Regions from separate parts of the Homo sapiens genome. Here region 2 is linked to region 1. A link is a loop called in an ENCODE intact Hi-C map of the cell type or tissue named here. Cell type or tissue: CD14-positive monocyte. All regions are shown on one strand. Links, peaks and the distances in the headings refer to the core of each region. The heading gives the core; the rest is flanking DNA.

What was found. Hi-C counts contacts between places; a loop is a spot of excess contacts. Peaks named below come from ENCODE experiments on the same cell type or tissue, not always from the same donor. Only the 100,000 strongest peaks of a DNase experiment are listed, where the experiment ranks them.
Region 2: a loop joins it to region 1, with 2.6 times the contacts of the local background. A loop is called at or near these places in 3 of 110 quality-filtered maps.

What each region holds. Positions count from the first base shown.
Region 1 is chr19:14,671,280-14,673,779 of GRCh38, reverse strand. All of the region lies in intron 1 of ADGRE3 (adhesion G protein-coupled receptor E3), which reads left to right. Among named protein-coding and RNA genes, the nearest start is that of ADGRE3, 2.3 kb to the left of the region's middle. In CD14-positive monocyte, for the core only: no CTCF peak of the experiment used is centred there; a DNase peak (open chromatin) is centred at 1,339; H3K4me3 peaks cover 1,675 bases; H3K27ac peaks cover 2,500 bases.
Region 2 is chr19:14,782,282-14,789,474 of GRCh38, reverse strand. No RefSeq gene overlaps it. Among named protein-coding and RNA genes, the nearest start is that of ADGRE2, 7.3 kb to the right of the region's middle. RefSeq lists an enhancer at 2,457-2,956 and a cis regulatory region at 2,721-3,172. In CD14-positive monocyte, for the core only: CTCF peaks have their summits at 2,810 (motif pointing right) and 3,009 (motif pointing left); DNase peaks (open chromatin) are centred at 2,134, 2,974 and 4,144; H3K4me3 peaks cover 1,928 bases; H3K27ac peaks cover 2,055 bases.

The DNA.
Region 1 (2,500 bases), core at 1-2,500:
GTGTAACAAAATTACACTTGTATCCCATAAATTTATACAAAGAAAATAATGATAACCAACATTTTTGAAAACTCACTATGCACCTTACATGTATTAATCTGTTGCATCATCAGTATGCTCATGGGGTATCCTCATCTTACAGATAAGAAAACTGGGGCACAGGTTATGTTATTTGTCCAACATCACACAGCTAGTAAATAAGAGAGCTGGGATTTGAATCCAAACCATCTGTCTCCAGATCTTTGCTATAATGCTCCTCCCACAGGATCCTTACTGGGATCTTCTGTTTTTCTACTCCCTCTCCCTATGGGAATCTCCTAATTCCATGGCTTCAACCACCATCTCTGTACGGATGAAATCCCATCCATCTTTCCAGCTCCAGATGAATTAACAATATTGATAGTCCCAATATCAATCAAAGCTTACATTTATTAAGCAGCTACTTTAGCCTGGCATTAGGCTTAAATTGCTTTACATTGTCACATAGCATCTGCACATTACAGATAAGAAATTGCATCATAGAGAGGTTCTGTGAATTTCTCAAAGCCTCACAGCTATTCTGCTGCAGAGGCAGCTGATAGGCTGTAAATTCTATCAAAATAATACAAGCTACACTTAAATCCTAATGCCATGTCTCCCTCACCTTTGCAACCCCTAGCATAGCATCTTATATATAAGAGGTGTTTCAGTATATGTGGAATCAAATGTGAAAGAAGCCTGCCTTTTTGCAACTGGAGACAGAGTCCTCCACACTTCTGAGGTGGATTATTAGTGAATTTTGGTTATCCAGGAACTTTTAGCCCATATCACTGGATGGTACAGGCAAGGGTGATGATATGAGCATTGGGTCAAGAATTAGGATTCCAGGGTTGGGCATGGAGGCTCATACCTATAATCCCAAAGCTTTGGAAGGCAAGGCGGGAAGATTGCTTGAGCCAGGAGTTCAAGACCAGACTGAGCAACATAGCAAGACTCTGTCTCCAAGAAACATTAAAAAAAAAAATTAGCCAGTCATGGTGGCACACACCTGCAGTCCCAGCTACCCTGGAGGCTGAGGTGGGAGGATCGCTTGAGCTCAGGAGTTCAAGGTTACAATGAGCTGTGATTGCATCACTGCACTCCAGCCTGAGCAACAGAGCTCAAATGATAATATAGGCAGCAAGCTAGAGCAATTAGGCAAAAAGAGAGAAAGAAAAAGCATCCAAATGGGAAAGGAGGAAGTCAGATGGTGACAGAGGCAGCCAGTATCAGTGGAGGACTTCCTGCCTGACATTGTGCTCTACACAGTCCCTCATTTAGGTCATCTCCAAAACCCCACAAAGTAGGTCATACTGCCACCCTATTTCACATAAGGAAGCTTAGAGAAGTTAAACAACTTACCCAAATTTGCCCAACTAGTGTGCCAGCCACTTAACCCCAGGGGACCTGTTTCCTCATCTACAAAATAAGTCAGTGGATGATTTCTAAAGTTTCTTAGAACTCTGGGATTCTGACACACCGATGACTCTTCAGAAACCCTAACTTAAGACCTTTGCCCAAATTAGTGAGTACAGGCTTGCTGGTTAGACTAAAGACTAGTCTTAAGGAAACATGATGGTCCCCCAGACTGCCTGAGTTTTAGGAACAGGGTAACACTATTCAGCCATATGGTTTATCAGTTGGCCCTGTGAGCTAGTCATCATTTGGGCAGGCGTAAGGTTTGTGTGGCTGCTACACATTCATGTATATACAAAAGAAGAAAGTGCCTCACGCATATAATGCCAACACTTTGGGAGGCCACAGAAGGAGGATCACTTGAGGCCAACAGTTCAAGACCAGCTCGGTCAACACAGCAAGACCCAATCTCTACCAAAAAAATTTTTTTTAATTGGCCACAAGTGGTATCTCATGCATGTAGCCCAGGAGTTCAAGGCTACAGTGAGGTATGATTGCACCACTGCACTCCAACCGGGGCAACAGAAAAAGAACCTGCCTCAAAAAAATAAAAATAAAAATAAAAAATGTAGAAGGAAGGGGACTTTAAAGGAAACATCAGCCTGACATTAAGCCCAGCTGAGAATATTCAAAATGTTCTGTGAATGCAATTGCATAAGTAACTGATCACAAACCAGACCTGGCATCTTCTTGGGGGAAGGGTGAGAATTACAGGAAGAAAAATAACAGTCCCCCCAGAGACATCCACATCCTAATCCCTGGAACCTGTTAATATGTTACCTTACATGGTAAAAGAAACTTTGCAGATGTTGATTAAGATAAGAATCTTAATATGGGGGTAGTACCCTGAATTTTCCAGGGGGCCTAATATAATAATCACAAAGGTCCTCTTAAGAGGGAGGTGGAAGATCAGGAAGACGAGAAGATGCTGTGCTGCTGGATTTAAAGAAGGAGGAAGGGTCCGTGAGCCAAGAAATGCAGGCAGCTTCTAGAAGCTGGAAAAGGCAAGGAGACAGATTCTCCCCTAGAGCTTCCAAAAGAAACCAGCCCTACTAACATTCTTGAT
Region 2 (7,193 bases), core at 2,018-4,517, 110 kb before region 1:
CTCTGCTGCAAAAAAAAAAAAAAGATGGAAGTGCCATGATATCTGCCACTGACTACCAATGTTTTGTATGTGTAAATCTGTGTATATAGAGAGAGATGTTTTCTAGGGTGCCACTATAATAATATTGTTCCATCTCTATGGATGATATATGAGTGTTTATTGTATCAATCTTCTGAATTTTTTCTATGTTTTAAAATTATAAATAAAAGTGTCAGGAAAGCAAATGCATTAATTAGTTCTTAATTCATTAAGGGTATACTCTCATGAATTCCTAGACATCCAGATCAAATGCTTTTTTCTCTGCACAAAGTTAATTTTGTCAATAGATGTTTTATAAAACTGTGAATATGTATGGCTATAAGGTGATGGATTTAAAATCTAAAAATTAAAAATAAAATTATTAAAACGTTAGGAAAAAATGGAGGGGATCTCTACTTCTGCCTAGAAAATAGAAAATGAAAATGAGTATGGCTCCAAACCCAAGAATAAGAAAATCCAAATAAACTACAAAACCATTAATTTTCTTGAACCCATTAGAGAACAGAGGTAATGGGACAAGAAAGTAGCCTGAAACCAAAGGAAAGACAGGAGTGTCTAAAGAGAGACCATAAGGAGTAGTGGCGAACCTAAGGCAGAGCACAAAAGGAAGTTATCTGGGTGTCAATACAAGTGACTAAGAAGAATTCATCTAAATTTTTAATGAATTTAATAGCCCCAAGAGTGGTCACTGATGAAAGTATTAGAACTCTGCAGGAGTGCAAAGAATGTGGAGAGACTCTCTCTGAAATGCAGCTACATAGGGAAGAGCCACAGCTGAAGGTAGAACAACTATGAGACAAACAAACCCTCTTGCAAAGAGAGCCCTCACCCCAACACAAGACACCAAAGTAACACTCAAATAAACTGAAGCCTGGGGTTCACTGATTACAGACAGACTTAACCTGATTCCAGACAGACTTAACCTCCCACAAAAATAGCTTAGGAGAAATAATATAAAGATGTGCTCATTTCCAGTCATAAATAATACCTCATTGTCAGCTGCCCTACACAAATTGTCCAGCATTCAATCAAAAATTATGAAACACGGGCCAGCCACGGTGGTTTACACCTGTAATCCCAGCACTTTGGGAGGCCGAGGCAGGCAGATCACCTGTCAGGAGTTCAAGACCAGCCTGGCCAACATGGCGAAACCCTGTCTCTACTAAAAATCCAAAAAATTAGACGGCGTGATGATGTGCACCTGTAGTCGCAGCTACTTGGAAGGCTGAGGCAGGAAAATTGCTTGAACCCAGGAAGTGGAGGTTGCAATGAGCCAAGATCACACCACTGCACTCCAGCCTGGGCACAGAGTGAGACTCCGTCTCGAAAAACATTATGAAGCACAAGCAAAAGCAAGAAAACACAAACCACAGAGAAATCAGCAGAAACCAGACTTAGAAATAAACTAATAGGGAATTTAAAATAACTATAATTGGGCCAGGCGCAGTGGCTCACACCTGTAATCCCAACACTTTGGGAGGTCAAGGCAGGCGGATCACGAGATCAAGAGATCCAGACCATCCTGGCAAACATGGTGAAACCCCGTCTCTACTAAAAATACAAAAATTAGCTGTGCATGGTGGCACGCGCCTGTAGGCCCAGCTACTCAGGAGGCTGAGGCAGGAGAGTCGCTTGAACCTGGGAGGCCGAGGTTGCAGTGAGCCAAGATCCTGCCACTGCACTTCAGCCTGGCGACAGAGAGAGACTCTGTCTCAAAAAAATAAACTATAATTAATTTTTTTTAACTCTAGTGCAATTCTAGTTTATTGCATTCTCTTATCAAAACTCCTGAACCACGGGACACTGGCGCCACTCTGGCTGGTCCCTCCCAGCTCACAGTAGTCTCCCTCATTCTCTGACTCCCTCCAATTCCTTTCCAAGCTCTGCATTCTTCCAATTTCTCATACTTACTCTCATAGAACTCCTATTTCCTGGGCGCTCAGAACCACCAACATCCCAGCCCTAGATCCCTGAGTCCTATTCCTGGATTTCTGCAGGCCCCCGCACTGGGACCTCAATTTCGCTCCCTGCAAATGTGTGGTCTCTGACTTCCGGTATCGGAAGCAAGGATTTCCGGTTCCCACGCTCCTGTTGACAAAAACTTCCCGTTTTCGTTTTTTGAGGTTGGGCAACAGCACTATGAGAGGCCGAGGCAGGCAGATCACTTGAGGTCAGGAGTTCGAGACCAGCCTGGCCAACATGGTAAAACCCTGTCTCTACCAAAAATGCAAAAAATTAGCTGGGCATGGTGGCACGCGCTTGCAATCCCCGCTACTCAGGAGTCTGAGGCAGGAGATCGCTTGAACCCAGGAGGCGGAAGTTGCAGTGAGCCAAGATCCTGCCACTGCACTCCAGCTTGGGTGACAGAGACCCTGTCTCAAAAAAAAAAAAAAAAAAAAAAACCAAGCAAACAAACAATCAAAAAAAAAAAACGAGCTGACTCTGGACTCACGCAGGCCTGGTGTCTCCGATCCCAGCCTTGCCATTTTCTGGCTCTATGAACCTGGGTGAGCCGCATCGCCTTCCTGAGCCTCAGTTTCCCCATCTGTAAAACAGGGATTCACCCATTCACTGTTCCACAAATGTGCACCCAGGACCCACTGACACCAAGCGCTGCGCCCAGCTCTAACCTATATAAAGTTAAGGCAGAACACGAACATGGTTAAGTGCGTTCACCCCTCCCCCAGGCATGGAGCTGCTGAACTAGTTTTAGGAATGGGGAAATCAGAGCATGCGTGGACAGAGGGAGGACCACAGAGTGGACCACCCCCACTCTTCTCAGATTCCCCTCATTTGACCAAAAAGCCCGTCTACCAGGAGGTGGGACCCCAAGCAGGGTGCCCGGGCTTGGCATCCTAATCCGGGCCAGGAACTGACCCCAGCAGCCAGACAGGGGAGGGGGCTAAAGCTTGGGTTTTCCCACCTCCGGCTTCCCGCCGCTGCAGCGCGTGGAGCCAGCGCCATCTGTGGGCCGCCAAGGGGAGGTGCGTGCGACTGCCGGGGAAGTGGATGGTCGCCCCCGTTTCTCCCCGATCCGGGCGCCTCAGGCCCCCCAGGAGTTTCGGAAACAGCTCTCATCTCTTAAATTATCCTCCACATCCCACTTTTCCCAGTTGTCATTTCCCAGCTAGAACTCATCGTTCATGTATTATTTATGCACATTTATTGAGCAGCTACTGTGTGTATTGAGCAAACCTAGAGCATTGCTGTAGGTTTCGAGTACAGAGAAGAAACAGAACAGGCCTGGCTCGGGCCTGTAACCCCAGCCACTCAGGAGGCTGAGGCAGGAGGATCACTTGAGCCCAGGAGGTGGAGGCTGCAGTGAGCCATGAAGGCAACACCACACTCCAGCCTGGGCAACAGAGCAAGACCCTGTCTCTAAAAGTAAGAAGAGGCCAGGTGCAGTGTCTCGGCCAGGCACAGTGGTCACGCCTGTAATTCCAGCACTTTGGGAGGCCGAGGCGGGTGGATCACCTGAGATCAGCAGTTCGGGACCAGCCTGGCCAACATGGTGAAACCCCCTCTCTACTAAAAATACAAAAATTAGCCAGGCGTGGTGGCAGGCGCCTGTAATCCCAGCTACTCAGGGGGCTGAGGCAGGAGAATTGCTTGAAAACGGGGAGGCAGGGGGCGGGGGCAGAGGTTGAACCGAGATCGTGTCACTGCACTCCAGCCTGGGTGACAGAGCAAGACTCTGTCTCAAAAAACAAAATAATTAAAAGATAAAAAAAAATTCTGAGGGAAAGGTATTCCAGGTGGCGAAAACAGCACATGCAAAGGCCCTGAGGCTGGACTGGGCCTGGTATATTTGTTTGGGGAATAGTGAGGAAGGTGCTGTGGCTGGAGCCAAGTGAATGAGGGGAAGAGAGCTGGAGGTGACAGGGCAAATCACACAGCCAAGCCTTGTGGGCCTTGGGGAAGACTGGATTTTACTGGGTAAGGTGGGAGCCATAGAGGGTGCTCAAGGAGAGGAAGAGCTTGGTCTGAACGGATTCAGATGCTCACAGGAAGAACAGACGGCCAGACCAACAAGACAGCTGTCACAGATACAGGAAGAGATATTATATCTCCCTGCGGTTGGTTTTGTTGCTTTTTCCCATGACTCATGGGGAGAGGAACCAGTGGGGCGAGGAGCTGGGAGGACAGGCCACCCCAGACTTCCCCTTCCCAGGAGTCGGGGAGCCCCCACCCCACCATGTCCCAGGACACACTCGGGCAGGGCTGCCAGGAGTGTTTGTGTTTCACCCTCTCTAGATGGGTGGAAATGAGGTGTGGCTGGGGAGGTGGTGGGGTGGCCAGGAGGGAAGCTGGGTCCCGGAGAGGCAGGACCCGTGAAGGCATCGGGGAAGGGGGTGCCCCCTCTGAGAAGGCACAGGGGTCTTGCTGTCTCCTTTCTCTATTTGAGTATCAAAGGCCTGCTCAAGCCCGAAGCTAAAGGGAAGGTCAAGGGTGTGGGGGCGTCAGGCTGTGGGTGGCTGGGTTTAGTCACAGCTGTGACTGCACTGCCGGTAAGGACCCTGGAGGCTGGACGTCAGCCCTGCCAGGGTTGGGCAACATCCTGTTGGGGAAGTCTCTTCTAGTTATGGTTTTCGCTTTTCCAGCCCTACTCTGACCCTAGTGGGAGAATTACAGGCAGGGGAGCACAGGATGAACGCGCGCGTTACCAGAAACAGAAATAATCCCCTTTAAATTTTCCCAAGAATAGGATATACACATGCAAAAAATAATAATAATAATGAAAGAACTTAGACCCTACGTCATAACCATACACAAAAAGTAACTATATGAGGCCAGGTGCGGTGCTTCACGCCTGTAATCCCAGCACTTTGGGATGCCGAGGCAAGGGAATCACCTGAGATTAAGAGTTTGAGACCAGCCTGACCAACATGGTGAAACCCTGTCTTTACTAAAAATACACACACACACACACACAAAAATAGCCAGGGGTGGTGGCACACACCTGTAATCTCGGCTACTCGGGAGGCGAGGCAGGAGAGTAGCTTGAACTCAGGAGGTGGAGGTTGCAGTGAGCCAAGATCACGCCACTGCACTCCAGCCTGGGTGACAGAGAGAGACTCCATCTCAAAAAAATTAAATTAAATTAAATTTAAAAATAAACATAAGTATCCGTTTGAGTGTCTGCCTTCAGTTTTCTCAGGTGTATACCCAGGAGCAGAATGGCTGGATCACAGGGTCACTCTGCAAGTAACTTTTTGAGGAGCCGCAAACTGTTTTCTATGCCTGGAAAGAAGTGAAAGGGAGACCTCCATCCGAGGGACAGAGCCCTGGGGATGGGTTGATTCTCATCAATGCTTTCCCATCGTTTCTTTCTGGTACTGGCTGGGACCGTCAGTGCCATCCATGGCCCTAATTCTCGGGAACCCACAAGCCCACAACAGAAGAGGCCCAGAGGCATGCGGAGGGGTTGACCCGGGTGGGCACCCAGCCTGAATAAGCCCCCTTCCTCCCCTGGCCTTCCCCACCCATCGAAAGTCAAGGGAAGGATTCTGAGACCCCCATCCTCACAGTGCCCCCCAGAAGCCTGACCCCATCCTTATCGGGACATCGGCACCACCCTGCTCAGAAGATTTTGCAAAATGGGGAAGACACTGAGAGCTGCAAGAAGGTGATAAAAATGCCACCAAATGTCACACAGCGTTCCCAGCTCAGGGCTTCTTGTTGGCTGCCACCAGTTCCCCACCCCCACAGCCACCCCTGAGCTGTTCCCCTCCCCCACCCTACTCTCTCCTTTGCTTCCTCTAATCGCTTCTCCTTAAAACCTTTACACATTTTAAAATTCTTTTTTAAATATTTGTATAGAGCCTCAGGTTTATATAATTCATGAAACAATGTAATTCTTGGGACCATCGGTCTATCCATGATCAGCTTTATTTTACTTACTTATTTTCTGAGACAGAGTCTCACTCTGTGGCCCAGGCTGGAGTACAGTGGCGAGAGCTCACTGCAACCTTGAACTCCTGGGCTCAAGAGATCCTCCCACCTCAGCCCCGTGAGTAGCTGGGATTCCAGGCACATGCCATCACTCCTGGCTAATTTTTGCATTTTTTGGTAGAGATGGAGTTTTACCATGTTGCCCAGGCTGGTCTCGATCCCCTGGGCTCAAGGGATCCTCCCGCCTCGGCCTCCAAAAGTGCTGAGATCACAGGCATGAGCCACTCTGCCTGGCCGATTTTATCTTCCTTGATACAAACTCTTTTCAGAATTCTCTTTGTTTTTGCTTTGGTCCCTGATAAAATCACATGTGAATATAACCGCAAAACACCACATGCCTGCATTACATGGCGTTACGTTAAACAACCATCATTTTGGCTGGGCGCAGTGACTCATGCCCGTCTCTACTAAAAATACAAAAAAATTAGCCTGGCGTGGTGGTGTGCACCTGTAATCCCAGCCACTTGGGAGGCTGAGGCAGGAGAATGGCTTGAACGCGGGGGGCGGAGGTTGCAGTGAGCCGAGATTGTGCCACTGCACTCCTGCCTGGGCGACAGAGCAAGAGACTCTGTCTCAAGAAAACAAAACAAAACAGCCATCATTTTAGGAAACATTCATATGTGGAAACTACTATGTGTATTGTTCACAATTTGCGGGAATAAAGAACTTTGCTTTGCAAAAAATATGTAAATTAAAAAATAAAAGGGAAGGAAGGCATACCCATGAGCCTCCCTCATCACCAAGAACTGAGACATGACCTTGTTCCCATGCTCCCATCTTTATCTTGCTGATTACCACCACTCTGAATATTCTTTGCACCTTATTCCTTTGCTCAGTTACTTATTTTTTTATTTTATTTATTTTTGAGACAGGGTCTTGCTCTGTCACCCAGGCTGGAGTGCAGTGGTATGATCACAGCTCACTGCCACCTCGAATTCCTGGGCTCAAGCCATCCTCCCACTTCAGCCTCCTGAGTAGCTGGGACCACAGGTGCGAGTCACCACACCTGGCGAATTTTTTATTTTTATTGTAGAGATGGAGGTCTCATTATGTTGCCCAGGATGGTCTCGAACTCCTGGGCTCAAGCAATCCTCCCGTCTCAGCATCCCCAAGTAGCTGGGATTACGAGCATGAACCACTGCGCCCGGCCCAGCCTTGTTTATTTTTATTTATTTATTTATATTTATGTATTTTTATTTTAT